2 separate regions of the Homo sapiens genome follow, and region 1 is linked to region 2. A link is an interaction called in ENCODE POLR2A ChIA-PET data of the cell type or tissue named here. Cell type or tissue: PC-9. All regions are shown on one strand. Each heading gives the region's core, and the rest is flanking DNA. Links, peaks and the distances in the headings are about the cores only.

Region 1 (8,194 bases), core at 2,424-6,423, 290 kb after region 2:
GGTTGTTAAAGTGCAAAATAATTCCAATATACAGCACTTTTCCCCCCTTGTGTTGGGGGTAACGATAAATAGCACAGTTTTCAATGACTTGGTGGTCAAAAATATTCTGGGCTAACACCAGCCTAAACCTCTGTAATATTTAGTCACATGAATTCAAAAGGAGCGACACTCTAATGAAGACTCAAATATGACATTAAACACAAGCACTGATGACATACTAAAACAAAGTATGGACTTGTGAATTCATGTAGCCTTTAATGTGCTTTTTACATCATTTATTGCTGCTTCCACCACTCCATTATACGGAGAACGACTCTCTAAATTGCACTTACATGTTCTCAAAGCTATACTGAAATTGTAGTACAAATGCTTTAATATTAAACATCTGAAATTTTATTTTCCGAAAGTGTTTTTTGCTCACTTAATTAGTTTAACCAATGAGGCTAATTACCACTTGGTTTTCATTATAATTTTGATAATTATTGTCCTGAAGTTTTCCTCCCAGGCACATAGTATGTGCTGGTTTCATTATTCATTTCCTAATACCCCTTGAGATAAATTTACAAATGATTTACATCTGGAAATCCTTTATGTACTTTTTAACAAGTGATAGTTTTTTAACCCCTAAACCTCAAGAAAACCACCTCAGAAAGATCTTTACTGGCTACACGCTGTGCTTCTCTAAGAGCTATTGTCACCACAATAGGGTAAGTATTTCACATGCTATTAAGTGAAAAAACAGACATAGGATTTGTATGTTAAAATAGTCCCACCTCTCTTCTAATTGTGAAAACTTTGTTGTGTGGGAAGATGGTATTTTAAGGAGTTATGTTGTAGTCAAGATGAGTCAGCATGTTTTGGTTGTTACCATTTATGGGGCAACTGTGAGTCCAGGCAGTGGCTTGTCGCCTCGCTTGGTGCTTTCTCTGGGAGTATTCAGGCAACTGGGAAGATTAAATTCAAATACTACTTTGTTCACAAGAGAATTACCTCCATTTGAAAGCTGTTCACTGATTTTGAATGTTAGGTATTTGTGTTAGGAGTGATTTTGGGGAAATTTCCCCCTAGTGTGAGCTCCAGGGTGGACACGGCGGGTGGAATGGGTTAGGAACAGTTTGGTCAGCTCAAGGGCCAGTCTCAAAGGGGCTCAGGACCCAACTATATTGTGTATGTATACAAATTCTTTGTAAAGATTTTAATTTTGTTGGCCCTTTGGAGAAAGGGGAGGCCGGAAAAAGTGTTTTCACTCTAGGCAGTAGGAACTGGCTCTTGGCAACACTGTGCAGTTCAAATCTTTCTTCTTCAGTAAGGTCTATCCCAATTATACTCCATCTTCATTACTTGATGATGCACTCTTGTGACATTTGAGACACGGGTGAAGGTGATAGCTTTGAATAAGAGGGAAGAAAGGAAAGATGAGTAAAAATATAGGTGACTTTGTTGTAGTCAAGATGAGTCAGCATGTTTTGGTTGTTACCATTTATGGGGCAACTGTGAGTCCAGGCAGTGGCTTGTCGCCTCGCTTGGTGCTTTCTCTGGGAGTATTCAGGCAACTGGGAAGACTAAATTCACCTATATTTTTACTCATCTTTCCTTTCTTCCCTCTTATTCAAAGCTATCACCTTCACCCATGTCTCAATTTTAGGAGGAAAGGTAGAAAGAGGGAGACTAGTTACGGGGCGGTGCAGTCATCCAGGTCAGGAGTTGGCAAACTATGGCCTGCTGGCCAAATCTGGCCCAATGCCTGTTTTTGTAAATCAAGATTTACTGGAACACAGCCACACCTATTCATTTAAGTAATGTCTGTGGCTGCTTCAGGCCTGCAAGAACAGAGTTGAGTGGTTGCAACAGAGACTCTATAGTCTGCAAAGCCTAAAATATTTACTATCTGGCCCTTTACAGATAAAACTTGCTCATCCAGATGAGTAACCCAGGTGAGAGAGGATGGCAAATTGTATTTGATTAGTAGTGGCAGTGGGGCGAGGAGTGATCAAATTCCAGACAAATGTTGTAAGTAAGGTCTACTGGATTTGCTAATGGATTGGACATGAAACACAAAGGAAGGAGAAGACACAAGAATGACTGAGGTTTTGGCCTGAGCAACTGGGAAGAATAGATTTTGTCATTTGCTACCATGGGAAAAGGCTGTGGAAAAAAGTTGGTTGAGGTAGTAGATAATAAAGTGTTTAGTTTTGTAAATGTTTGGGCATAAATTTGAGATGCCTATTTAGACACTTACATGGAGATATCAAATAGGTAGCTGGATATATAAGAGAAGATTTCAAGGGAGGTGTCAGGGCTAGAAATATCAATTTGAAAGTTGTCAGTTTATAGATGTTATTTAAAACCATGTGATGGAATGAGATAATTTAGTAATGGACTGCAATGACAGAAGAAGACTGAAGACTGAGCCTGAGGTACTTGGGAATTCAGATGTTGGGGATATAAGGAGGAACTAGGAAAGGAGACCAAGTAAGTAAGTGAGTCAGGTGAAAAACCAAGAGAGAGTGGTGAGCCAGATGCCAAGTGAAGAAAGCGTCAAAGAGGAAAGAGTGGTGAACTCTCTAAGTTGATCAGGGGGCTTATGGGTACAATAAAGATTTCATGGCCACTCTCAGGAGGATGGAGAAGGGGAAAGTCTAACACAGTCCTTGAAGTGGTCTTGGGACAGTGAGTCAGGCAATGCCAATGAAAGGTCGGGTAACCAAAGTGAGGTGAAGGGAGGTGACAGGTTTCAGGTGGGCATATCGCTTTGTCCTGCCAAAAGTGGTACAACCAGAGGAAGACCAGAGTGTGACCTTTTTCTCCAACTAAGGACAATACTCTGTTTTCATATATATTGGGGCTTATTTCCAGGCTTTCTGGTTTACTTTACTCATATTTTTCTTTTCATATTCTAGAACTATATTATTTTGGTTACTGTAACTATAAAATGTTTCAATATTTGGTAGAGCTAGACTCCCCTCACTACTCTTTCTTCTTCAGAGCAATGACCTCTTAATTTTAAAGATACTTTTAACATAATTAACATGTATTCTTAGCAGCTATGTAATTATTTCATTTGACTTTCACAGTAATTCTGGATGATAGGTATTATTACAATTCTTATGATGAAAAAACTGAACCTCAAAAAAGTTAAAAATTGTGTTCAGGCTGGGCATAGTGGCTCACGCTTGTTATCCCAAGCACTTTGGGGTACTGAGGCAGGCAGATTGCTTGAGCCCAGAAGTTCAAGACCAGCCTGGGCAATATGGTGAAACCCCGACTCTACAAAAAATACAAAAATTAGCCAGGAGCGCTGGTGCACGCCTGTAGTCCCAGCTATTAGGGATGCTGAAGTGGGAGGATCACTTGAGCCTCACTCAAGGCTGCAGTAAGCTTTGAGTGTGTCACTGTGCTTCAGCCTGGGTGACAGAGTGAGACCCTGTCTCAAAAACCAACAAAAAAAATTGTTTTCAGTCACCCTTCTAGTAAATGGCACATCTGACATTTCAACTAAAATCTGACTCCAAAGTCTACATGTTATAGTGATCTTCATAACTCAATTAGACGTCCCTTATTCCACTTCAGCATCTGTCATATTAGAAGTCTAGGGTTAGGAAATGTTTATAAAGGATATTATAAAGGACATGGGGTTCATGAACCCAAGAACAGTAAGGTATATTGTTCTGATAGTGTGAGTGAGAAGGAGCTGAGGGACATAATAAGTTCAAGTATATCCAGCAGAATATAAACTCCATGACGGTAAGATGTTGCCTGTCTTATTTACAATACTATCCCTGGTATCTCTACTAGAGCTCCACACATTTTTGGCATTCAGTAAATATTTGGAACAGAGAAAATTATGAGGTCTTATCCCTGTTATCCAGGAATTTATCATCTAGATGGGAGGCAAGATACAGACACCTACAAATTTAATTTATAATACAAGATAAAAATTTTTGTTCAAGGAACAAGAGAAAAATAGAATATGATAATGTTATAAATAAAAACATTAACTTGATAATTTACTGATATAGATTAAAAAAATGGTCCTTTGGGAGTTTTGTGTGTGTGTGTGTGTGTGTGTGTATTTTTTTTTTTTTTTTTGGAGACAAAGTCTCACTTTGTCACCAGGCTGGAGTGCAGTGGTGCAATCTCAGCTCACAGCAACCTCTGCCTCCCGGGTTCAAGTGATTCTCCTGCCTCAGCTTCTGGAGTAACTGGGACTACAGGCACACGCACTATGCCCAGCTAATTTTTGTACTATTAGTAGAGACAGGGTTTCATCATTTTGGCCAGGATGGTCTTGCTCTCTTGACCTCGTGCTCCGCCCGCCTCGGCCTCCCAAAGTGCTGGGATTACAGGCTTGAGCCACTGCGCACGGCCCCTTTGGGAGTTTTATGGAGGTGATGATTACTTCTGTTTGGGAAAATCATGGAAGATTGAATGGGGAAGTTGGGATTTGATCCAGGTATGAGAGGTCAGTAGGTTGGTATAAGTAGAGACATAGATCAATTGTATTTTAGCCAGGGTGAATGGCATACAACAAAGCATGAGGGTTAGGAAGGCCCAATGTATTCTGGAGAAAGTTACTAAATCAAAGTATTTTTTATCTTCAAGGGACTAAAAGGTTTGGAAAAAATGTTTAGTGTAGATAATTAAGAAGGTAGATTGGAGGCAAGATCAGCAATGATTCGCTTTGTGTGTAGTAGCTTATATATCCAATTTATCAAATATTATTAAGCTCCTACACTGTGCCCAGTGGGTAAGTTTCACCTTCATTTCATGTTTCACTTGACTTCTATAGTATTTGTTACTACTGATCTCTCTCCTTCTCTCTTGAACACTACCCTGGTAACTCCGTTGGTCTTGCTCTCCTTATTCTCCTCTTCCCTGCTGACAAGTTGGTTGTAGCTCCTTTCCTCGTCCCTCTGCCGACTCCTTAAGCCTCTTCTCTCTTTATTCTATCCTTCTTTGTGGTTGATCTCATCAGCGTGGATGACCTCACATTTTTTGCCAATGATTTCCAAATTTCTATCCCTATCTCAGACTTCAGTTCTGATCCTCAGATTATTATATCCTGCTGCCTCGGCGACATTTTATCTGAATGTCCCAATGGTGCCTCTAACTTAACATAATTAAAGTTTAACTCTTTCTCTCACCAACCTTTCTCTGCTTTGTGAATAACCTACTCTAGTTAAGGGTCACTCTCTATTCTGTTTCCCAAGTCAGAGGCAGGTGATTTATTCTCTGTGACTTCTTCACTCTCACCTTGGAATTGGTCATTAAATCCTATAACCTCCATATCCTATATATCTCACTAGTCTGACATCTTTTTTTTTAATCCTCATTACCACTGCCTTAATTCAAGATCTTATTTCCTCAGATCTGGATGTCATATTCCTCATTCTGGTTTCTCTGCTTCAAGTCTAACTTTTCCAAGTCACCTATAGTTTCAAATATCTTTTAAAAATAAATTCTGAGGCCCATCTCTGTGGCTCATGCCTGTAATCCCAGCACTTTGGGAGGCCAAGACAAGAGAATCACTTGAGCCCAGGAGTTCAAAACCAGCCTGGGCAACATAACAAGACCTCATCTCTACAAAATTAAGAAAAAAAATTAGCCAGGCATAGTGGCTCATGCCTGTGGTCCCAGCTACTCAGCTACTCAGGAGGCTGAGGTGGGAGGATTGCTTGAGCCCCAGAGGTCAAGACCGCAGTGAGCCATGATTGCACCACTGCATGGTAGCCTGGGTGACAGTGAGACCCTGTCCCACCTAAAAAAAGAGAACCCTAATCATATTATCCTCTTTTTTAAAGTCTTTGCTGACTCTCCATCCTCTGCGGCAGTGGTTTTCAAAATTTATAAACATAATATACTCTTTTTTTAGTTGAAATGTTAAATTTGAATTCTCTTCAATGGGCATCTAACAAAGCGGAGACAAATAATAAATCTATATTCCTTTAAAAGTCATTTAAAGTGTATTGGTTTCTATTATATAACAGTTACTGTACTGAACACAGTGGATATAAACAAAAATAGCAACTGCTACATATTTACTGATTACCCTTTGCCAAGTACCATTCTAAGTTTCTTTGGCATGCATCAACCCATTTAATCTTTACAATCCTGCAAACATGAATAAGGCATGGTTCCTTCTCTTAAGGAAATTTCATTGTGTGTGTGTGCTTGGGTGTGTGTATGTGTGTGTATTTTACCCTGAAGATTAACATTTTATTTCATTGATGGCTCCTCTAAGGAATCATCAAATCTTTGTTGGCCATTGATCTAAGCTGGCTAGCAAGTTCCCAGGAGCCTCACCAAATGGATTAGTCTGTATCCTGGGAGCTTGGAGCCAATGTTAATCATCCCAAGGGCAATTAAGGCAAGAGGCCCAGCAAAGTCATCTTAGTTACAAAATAAGAAGATAGCATTAGTCTCTATACCTCAACCTCTGCCTTGCCAAGAGAGCATTCTCAACTCCTTTTCTGCAAAATACTGCTTGTCAGTCAGACTTGTCTAATATCTTAGCAACACAGACAAAACCCAAGGAAAGCCAAGCATTGCAGTTTTGTTGTTCATGATTTGGTTGGTACCATGATTTAGTAAATTACTTTTTCTGAGGGTTCTTTTTTGGCTTGTTTAAAGCCAAGGACCAAATGTAGCAATAAAAATCTAAATTACCTTGGCTCTTTGCTGAAATGCTCAATATTCCAATCTTTGTGCTTTGCTGTAGTGCCAGGAAGAAGAGAAAAAACAGGTGACAATGATACTGCATTACTGATTCACTCTACTCATTAGATTATATTGAAATGTTATGACTTGCTGGGCTCAGAGAGTTATTCAGTTTTTGCCTCCAGCCATTTCAAAATAATTTTTTGTTCCTACATAGCACACTACAACATTATTTGGAGTAAGACTTTCTAATTGGAAATAATAATTTTTAGATAGCAAATTAAGCCCTTTACCAAATAATGTTAAATTATCATCAAGATTACATTTTCATGAATAATTAATCAATACCACTTCAGCTGTTTAGCTCTTTAGTATTGTTGAACTAATAGCAATTGTTAGGTTTAATTGTATTCTCTTGAGTTCAACAGCAAAAATAAAATCAGGTCATACATTTGCACTATCTTGTCAGACAAAAAAAAATTCACTGAATAAAAATGACCCAGAAGGCATGTTTTTGGTAAGCCTATTCCAAAATGTTATAGTTATGTTAGCACTTGCTACTTCAATTTTGGTAGAAGTCTTTTACTTTAATCAAGGTAAAACATAGGCTTTCTTCAATATAGCTTTTGTGTTGTAATTCCAGAGATTTTTCTATATTAATTTTTAACCGAGTGCAGGATCAGTATAACAGAAACACTTTTTGGTTCAATTATTTATTTGGTCCCTCTATTTAAAGAGGGTAAAAACAATGGACTATTCTTACTGATTTGCCTAGGGTTTCAAACATATGAAGACAGCACGTACTCATATCTACTTCAGTGAAGTAAAAATGTTACAGTTCATCATGGATATGATAAAAACAATCAATGGCCTAGTTTAATAGGATCCTATCACCATCTCGTGCCTCTTCAGCAATGTCTTAAAATGATTTTTACCATAATTAAAGTACTTGAAATCACTTGTTCTCTCATAAAAATCAGATTATACTTTTATAATCTGATTTAAAAGTCAGATTATATTTTTAGTAGAATTTTATTCTAATGAGTGTAGGCCCTTTCTATTAACCTTAACAGTCAAGAAACATGAAACAATGGGAGAATATATCATTTGAGACTTCAAACTAACTGTTCATGCTAATATGACAGGAATGACTGCTTGAGGACAATTTTATCATATCAATTGCAATTTTTACATAGGAGAAAAATGAAATATGTTAAATAGCTATTGTCATTTCTGCCTTTACTCTCAGGGTATCAGCTAAATTATTCCTTTATCAACATTTGTGTGCTTTGCTATGTGATAGCTCCAACTATTTTTTAGCAGCTGAACTTGATGAAAGTAGGGTACTCGATGGGAAATGAACCTTGGGGTGTTAGGATTCTCAGAGTGGCAGTAGGGGTTGAGGAGCAGATCGGGGGAAGGGATATAAGTTAAATAGAAAAACATTATCTCACAGATAAGCTTTGAAGTCAGCAAAGTAGCAGCCACAATGATCATTGGCATCAGCCTAGTACTATCACTTCTGTTTGCTATACCC
Region 2 (8,194 bases), core at 1,482-5,481:
AACTGTAAACTCTAAAGGATGAGTTGGAGATGATGAAAGCATTAGATTTGCTCCTCAAGAGAGAGCAGCCTCATTGAAATATCTTCTAGAAATTTCTAAGGGCCAAAGCCCTATAAAGAAAAGTGATTGGGGCCAGCACCATGGCTCACTCCTGTAATCCCAGCACTTTGGGAGGCCAAGGTGAGTGAATTCCTTGAGGCCTGGAGTTTTAGACCAGCCTGGGCAACATGGAGAAACCCCATTAATAACAAAAAAATACAAGAATTAGCCAGGTGTGGTGGCACACACTTCTAGTCCCAGCTACTTGGGAGACTGAGGTGGGAGGGTCGTTTGAGCCCAGGAGGCAGAGGTTGCAGTAAGCTGAGATTGCACCACTGCACTCCAACCTGGGTGACAGAGCCAGACCTTGCCTCAAAAAAAAAGAAAAGTGATTGGTCTATTGACACAAATCTTGGCCTTGTCAGTTCAGATATTTTTTTGGTGATAGTGGGGCTCATGGCCTATTTCTAAACTCCAAGTCTGTATAATACCATTCTGCTGTGTCCCGTCTGGTTTTGACCGATTTTCTGAAAGGCAGGCATTCTGGTTCTTTCTTCTCAGGCTCCGAGTCCCGAAGCAGGCCTTTTTCAATGTGTATGTTCAAGTCTCAGTGCATGTTACCTTTAGAGTGTTTGAATTTATATACGGTATGGCTGGAAAAGTTTTGGATTTTAAAACAGGGTCCCTCTCCTTGAATCTGGGTGGACTTGTCAATGCCCTGACCAATAGAGATGACGAAAGTACGTGTCACCGGACTGACTTCTAGGGCCAGTCACAGAAAGCCATGCAGTTCCTGTCTTGTTGGAAGGAACACTGCTCTTCAAGCCCTGAGCTCCGCTTCGTAAGTCCAACTCCCCTAAGGCCATCATGGCAGGAGAGGCCATATCTGGGCGCTTCAGTGGATGTTCTTATCTGGACCCAGCCTTCCAGCTATCCCCACTGACATGCAAACCAAGCCTCTAGACCAGCCCGTCCACCGGCCGAATGCTGCCTGTGACCGACCTCTGCCATTGCCACATGGAACAGAAGCACCTCCCAGCTGCTCCTTGCCCAAATTCTTGACCCACAAAATGTGAGACACCATTAAAACTTGTTTCAGATGACCCCTAAAAAATAAAATCAACCTCTTCATCTGGTGCTCTTATAAAAACTTACTACGGAAGCTTCTTGAGAGACAGTTCGTTGGTCTTCCTGAATAATTTTTTTTTTTCTTTTTTGAGACAATGTCTTGCTCTGACACCCAGGCTGGAGTGCAGTGGTGCGATCTTGGCTCACTGCAACCTCTGCCTCCCGGGTTCAATTGATTCTCCTTCAGCCTCCCAAGTAGCTGGAATTACAGGCGCCTGCCACCAAGCCTGGCTAATTTTTGTATTTTTTAGTAGAGATGGGGTCTCACCATGTTGGCCAGGCTGGTCTCAAACTTCCGAACTCAAATGATCCACCTGTCTTGGCCTCCCAAAGTGCTGGGATTACAGGTGTGAGCCACCGCGCCCAGCCCCTGAATTTTTTTAAGGGTCATGATGCCTGGGAATAAGTTTTGCCCCACTCTGCAGACTTTAATGCCTCTTTGGCATAGTCTATCAAACTATTAACAAATATTTTAATTTTAATAAATATTGCTTATGACAACTATTTTTTAAAAAGTGGAGTTGTTCTGTTTAATCTGGAGAGTAGGGTCAGAGTCCTGCCTTCATCCGGCGCCCTCTCCTAAATTATTGCTCTCATACTCTAAGGCAACTCTGTGGATCCTCCCTGAAGTTCACAGCTTGAAAGAGCTTTGCAGTTATTCTTTCAAGATGAGATCGGCTTGTCCTAAATCCAGCCCTGGGGTTGGAAGCACCTTTTAGGGAAGCACCCTAAAAAGTGTGTCTCCTGGAGGTGAACAGTGTTAAAGTATAGGTTGAAAAATTGCACCCATGGGTGCACAGATGGATGTCTGTGTGCCTACAAGCAGGTAGAACAAACTATCCATTAGGCTGAGCTGGTGAGAGTGGAAAAATAAATAATTATTCAAACTTACCTCTTTCTTAGAGAAAACGAATAGCTTTCACATAAGTGTGGAGTTCCTGTTCCTTTTAAGGAACTCTAGGCTGGGCATGGTGGCTCATGCCTGTAATCCCTGCACTTTGGGAGTCCGAGGTGGGTGGATCACCTAAGGTCAGGAGTTTGAGACCAGCCTGGCCAACATGATGAAACCCCGTCTCTACTAAAAATACAAAAAATTATCTGGGCGTGGTGACACGCACCTGTAATCCCAGCTACTCAGGAGGCTGAGGCAGGAGAATCGCCTGAACCTGGGAGGCGGAGGTTGTAGTGAGCGGAGATTGAGCCACTGCACTCCAGCCTGGGCAACAAGAGTAAAACTCCATCTCAAAAAAAAAGAAAAAAAAAAGAGAAACTCTAGAAGTGTCATAATTACTGTCATTAAAAGGGACTTGTGACACTTCAGATTTTGAGGCCTACCTTATGAGTTCTTCCAGAAGCTAGGGTTTGCTTCAAGAAAGTCAGAATTAACAAACCATATGCAGGGATCTTTCTCCTTAATTAGGGCAGGTGGGCTGGATAAGCTGTCTTTTTGCAGATCTCTGCCGAAATGCAAACCAGTCCAGGTTGTCAGGGCTGTGGACATCAGGCGTGTCACTGTTAATGCTGGGGTCATTGAGAAGAGTCAGACTCATATCAGGAACTGTTGACTGAGGTGTTGCAAGGAGAGCAATAGTTCTCTCCTAGCAAAGGCTCTGAAGGGCTGCCAGTGACAATTGCATGTCCTTAGACTTCCTAAATCCCTTCTAGCATCCTTTTCCTTCTCCTCTGGGACACATCAGCACACTGAGCAAGGATTAGGGGAGGTGAGCATTTATTGGCATAGTATTCTGAAATCTGGATATGACTGCCTTGGAATTCTTACTGTAACCTCTTTCGTGACTTTTATGTAAAATGTCTTCCGAAGCAATCCATAGTCGGGGTGGTCAAGAAGAAAACCTGGGAAGAGGATGGACGCGGTGGTTCATGCCTGTAATCCCAGCACTTTGGGAGGGCGAGGCGGCTGGATCACAAGGTCAGCAGATCGAGATCATCCTGGCTAACACGGTGAAACCCCGTCTCTACTAAAAATACAAAAAAATTAGCCGGGTGAGGTGGCGGGCACCAGTAGTCCCAGCTACTCAGGAGGTTGAGGCAGAAGAATGGCGTGAACCCGAAGGCGGAGCTTGCAGTGAGCCGAGATTGCGCCACTGCACTTCAGCCTGGGTGACAGAGTGAGACTTCATCTCAAAAAAAAACCCCCAAAACAACAACAACAACAAAAACCTGGGAAAAGAGGTTGGATTGCCAAGGGAATGGGAGGATGGGGAGGAGAAGAACAGAGGGCAGAAGGAAGGAGGACAAGAGGGAGGAGTGTGGGTGAGCAAGTTGCAGAAGAGAGTGCAACTGTTAGGTAAGCATTCCTGGTCCTGAGAACCTACCTAGCACCAGCTTTGCAAAGGTAACCTCTCTTCTGTGGAGTCATCTGGGTGAGTCACCTGTGACTGCTTTCCAGAACATTGCCCTTATCAGATGGTCGAAAAGAGAGGACAGGCTGAGGAAGGAGTGTGGGTGTTGTATTTTTTGTGTATCCCTCAGTTTGACCTTCTTAGTCATTTATACTTATGGAGCCAAATGAGTGGCTCCCTTATGATAGTATAGGTTCTTACTAGTCCCAGCATGAGGTTTTGAATCAAATTTTGTTTTGTATTTTGGGACAATCTGAGTTCTTTTAGATTAGGCTGAATAAGGGAAAGGGCTTCTCACGATGCTTCTATCAAGAGGCTAGGTTTGTAGATGTCTGGCAGGTCATAAGTTAATTGGAAATCTTGTGCTTAGAGTTTATGAAAGAGCAGATGAAGAATGCCTACCATATATGGATTTGTTTTTAGAAAACAGTTTTCTGTTAGCTATTGAGCCTTGATGACTTTTTAAAAATTTGGATTGTTTTTAGTCTAATTACCAGTTTAAGATTATGTGATTTGATGTAGGAAGAGGGAAGAAATATGTTATGCTGTTATGTATCTTCCCAGTGTCTCTCCTTCCTTTTTTTCATCTTCCTTTGCTTGATAAACAGGTATTTCTTGCATAAATTTTCTTGCTGCCTTTTGATTTCGTCTTCTGTTTACCGTGATGGTTCTCAACTGGGACAGGACTCTCGCTTCTCCCGTCTCCTCTCTCCCTTCCCCACACTCCACACACCAGAGGCTTTTGGCTGTGGGAGGGGGATTGGTTTGCCCAAAGGCTGTCAGGGAATAGAGACCAGGGATCCTAAATGCTTGTACAGACATCAACTCCTGAAATGTTGATACTGCCCCCATTGTAGGTGGAAGTCAAAGTCTCTTCTGCAGTTTATGGTGGAGAGAGTCTTGAACTTTGATTTTAAAATGTGGCTAAGATAAAACAAGCTAGTAGAGTAGTAAAAAGCCCAGGCTTTGGAGCCAGACTGCCTGGGTTTGGAATCAGCCCTAACAATTACCAGCTAGGTGATCTTTGGGAAGTTACTTGAAGTTTCTTTGCTTCAGTTCCTCATCTGTAAATTGGAGCCAGTGTTATCTCATAGGTTTTTGTGAAGATCAACTGGGTTATAACAGAACCTGCCATGTTTGAAGTGTTCAGTAGTTACTTCTTTTTGGTAAAATATAATTTGAAAGGGTCCGAAGTCACTTTTTTTTCTAAATTTTTTAGTCCTTTTTTCTTTTTCTAAACATGAGCTGTATTGATGCTCTTATTTTTATATTTGCAGAGTCAATATGGGTTCCACCATAAGTTTAAGTTCAAATGTAACAAAATGATTTTAGAATGTTTCCTAAAGACTTAACAATAAAATGGGTAGAGTCTGGCATGTAGTAATAGAAACAGTAGGTTTATGTGCCAGATAACTGTGAGAACCACTTGTATCAGTTTGATTTAACACTGCTTTTCTAATTCCAGAGGTGGAGCTTAGAAGTAGATTATTTTTTCTTAAAATGAGTGAGCTTTACCCAGAGGCTCATTGTACAGGTAAAGAACAAGCTTTCTTGCCATCTCCCACCCTTTGGGGACCTAGTGGAAATAAAAGGAGACTCCCAAGCCAGAGAAGGTGGATAGAGTTGTTCTAGTAGCATTTGTCTGTTGGACCTTGCTTGCTAAGGGGCCAGCTATAAATGCCCAGGCAGATCAGGCCAGGCTGCCCCTGGACGCTGAGGGTGACCACATCAGATTCAGGGCAAAGACTGTCTAGCCATATTTCACCCATGAAGCTTTTTAAAACTTGGAGCTAAACCCTTTCATTAACTCGTGTTTCTCATAGCATCGGCGCCAAATTTAACATCAGTGAGCAGGCATTATTTCTAGGGGCCTGTTCATCAGCTGCCGTAGGGTACTCTGGTGACCAAGACAAGACAGTATTGTGATGAAGTGGCATTTGCTTAGGGTGTCCTAAGCCCCAGGGAGTATGTTGACCAGGGCTCTCTTACAGAGATAGCTGTTTATTCCTCCCCATTATCCTTCATATAATCAGTCCTTTGTTGGAGATATTAACCCCCTTCTCCCTTTTTGTACCTGATGAATCTGAGTCAGAAGTTCAACAACTTTACTAAGATCATACAACCAAGTAAGTGGTAGAGCTGGATTTTGGACTGCAGCTCTGCTTGATTGAAAGCCTGTTTTAAATCATCATCCTGGCTGGCTTTTCTTTTAGTATGAAATAGACATGGATAGTCCATTTCAAATGGATTTAAAAATTTGAACCTGAGAGTAATAAACAGTGAAAGTTACAGATAATAGGAGGAGGTTGACCTCATGCAAACAGGAGAAAGTGATAATTAGCATCTATTTTATTCCAGACACTGCCCATTCATTAATACATTTAATCTTCACAACCACCTTATGGGGTATTAGACCTGTTTTACAGATGAGGCAATAGAAGCTCAGTATAAGTGACTTGTGTAAATGATGCAAAGTGACTTGTGTTAATAATGCACTCTACTAGTCGGTGGCAAAGCAGGGATGTGAATCCTTTTCTCACCATACAATGCTGTGAAAAGGCTGGGACGATCTCCTTGCCTGGTCACTTCTGGTTGCCTCTAAGGTATGTGGGATAAGTCTGGATTTATGAACCAAGAAAAATGAGTGCATGTTCCAAGTTTGCCATGATCTTATAGAACCAGCTGCATTTGTTTCTCATCCAAGAAACTTACCTATGTCTTGAGAGAAGCAAGCCCACAACAGAGGTAGAAAGCTGATAAGGGAAGTTGACCTCTAAGCAGTATATTCTGTGGCCTTGGCCTCATTCCTTGGCCTTGCCCCTGCCCCTCAGGAGGCACCTGGAAAAGGGCTTATTGGCATTCTTTGCACTAGCTTCTGTGTACAGCTGCCTGCTCCATGGAACCACCCATCTTCTTGGTGCTTTGTCTACCAGGAGAACTTCAAGATCACCAGCTATGCACGTGGAAGAGCTGGGTGGGGAGGTGAGGCTGGATGAATCTCTACCTTCAAACTATTAGGGGACCATCATTAATGCATTATGAAGCTTGGCTCAGCCTTAATTCATTAGGAAATCACTGTCTCCCCAGCTCATTTGGTGCCAGCCTTAAGGGCACTTTAAATGCAGGATTAAGTGCTGCTGTAAAAGGGAGTCCAGCTCTTTGAAGACTGCGCCTGGCACCAGGCCTCTGGGTTGTCGCTGTTTACTGGAGCTGGTTTCATAGAAGTGATTCTGGGGATTGGGGCAAGGAAAGGCAGCCTTTATGTAGAGGAAGTGTGCCATGGGTAGGTAGTTGACTGCTTATTAGTTTACTCTTTCAGCCAAATTATTTTTGTTGCTGTTAAAAATTAGTTTTAATAATTGCTTTTGGATCAAGCTGTTGAATAACTGAGCCAAGTTTTCATGCCCAATGAACTTTTATAGCAAACTCTCCTCTCTTTATGGGGTTATTTTGAGGATGATATTTGTAAAGCACTTTAAGTGCCTAGGGAAGGCTGTGGATAAATAGTAGTCATATTTTCAGAGTTCTGGAGGAATGACTATACAATGGCATTCCAGTTCTGAAAGATGCAAATCCTACTCTGCTACTACTGATTTGTTTTAATGGCTATTTTCCTATTTTTAATTTTTAAAGGGAAATTTATGCAAAGATCAGGATGATTTTTATATTTTCATTAAAATTTTCAACTAGATTAAAAAACCCTCTTTAATCGGATGGGAGAAGTCTTCACAAAGTCAGTTTGAATAGTAAGTAGGAGATAGTAGGAAAAATGCTCCATTGTCAGCCAACAGCTAACCAAATTAATGTGTAATGGAATGTCATAATCCTTTTCTATAAAGTAATATTTTGTTTCTCTCTTCCTATTCTCTTTTGTCTTTTGGGAGAAGAAACAAATAAATAAAAATAGTTGTTTCGTTGTTTCGGAGAGAAATACACTGTCTAGAAAGGACTGTCTTAAAATGCACTGTGGCTTTTTAACTCATGAAGCTCCTACCATGTGTGCATGCGTTCTCAGAACTCGTCTGTATCACATGTGGGAAAATGGAATTAGAAAGACTTCTCCCTTTGTGGCCTCCGTATATTCTGAGTTTTAACGATAGATTTTCTGTAAAAAAAGTTTGTGCTCCTACATGATCTGCGATACACACAGCAGCTTTCAGAATTCTTAAAAATGTAAATTAGGTGGCAAATTAGACCACTTTCACTCCCTTGCTTAAAATCTTCAGTCTTCTCCTGTCACAGGTAGGATAAAATCCACATTCCTCCCAGACTCCCTAGGCTGGTGTCATCTGGTCCTGCCTGCTTCACCATCCCCCTTAGTAATTGCCTCTGGGCTCCTTCTGCCCCAGCCCTGAAGCCTTTCTGATCCTCAGCCCTCAGGCTTCTCCGGAGGGACTTCCCAGTCTTTTTCCCCAGGATTCTGGCGGGACTTCCTGGGGCCAGGGGCTGAGCTCAGCATCCTCTCCTTAAGCTCTGGAATGTGAATTACTGAGCAGGGAGCCCAGAAACCTCATAGGCCAGGGTCAGAAGATGACACTGAGCCCTGCTGGAGTGCAGAAGCTGACAATGGACAGAGTTCAAAGCCCAGGTGGAGTTCTCCTTTGAGAGCCTTTCTCCTGCCCCTCAGCCCACACTGGTCTTGCCCTGCCCTGGACTGGCCCTGC

The links. Peaks named below come from ENCODE experiments on the same cell type or tissue, not always from the same donor. Only the 100,000 strongest peaks of a DNase experiment are listed, where the experiment ranks them.
Region 1: POLR2A ChIA-PET joins it to region 2 with 11 read pairs; 1 of 35 experiments calls an interaction of 5 or more read pairs at or near these places.

Annotation. Positions count from the first base shown.
Region 1 is chr5:78,321,583-78,329,776 of GRCh38, reverse strand. No RefSeq gene overlaps it. Among named protein-coding and RNA genes, the nearest start is that of AP3B1, 31 kb to the right of the region's middle. RefSeq lists a cis regulatory region at 843-853 and an enhancer at 776-920. In PC-9, for the core only: no CTCF peak of the experiment used is centred there; no DNase peak of the experiment used is centred there; H3K27ac peaks cover 31 bases.
Region 2 is chr5:78,611,263-78,619,456 of GRCh38, reverse strand. The region is part of intron 2 of LHFPL2 (LHFPL tetraspan subfamily member 2); the gene reads left to right. Among named protein-coding and RNA genes, the nearest start is that of LHFPL2, 33 kb to the left of the region's middle. RefSeq lists an enhancer at 2,402-3,601. In PC-9, for the core only: no CTCF peak of the experiment used is centred there; a DNase peak (open chromatin) is centred at 3,556; H3K27ac peaks cover 2,240 bases.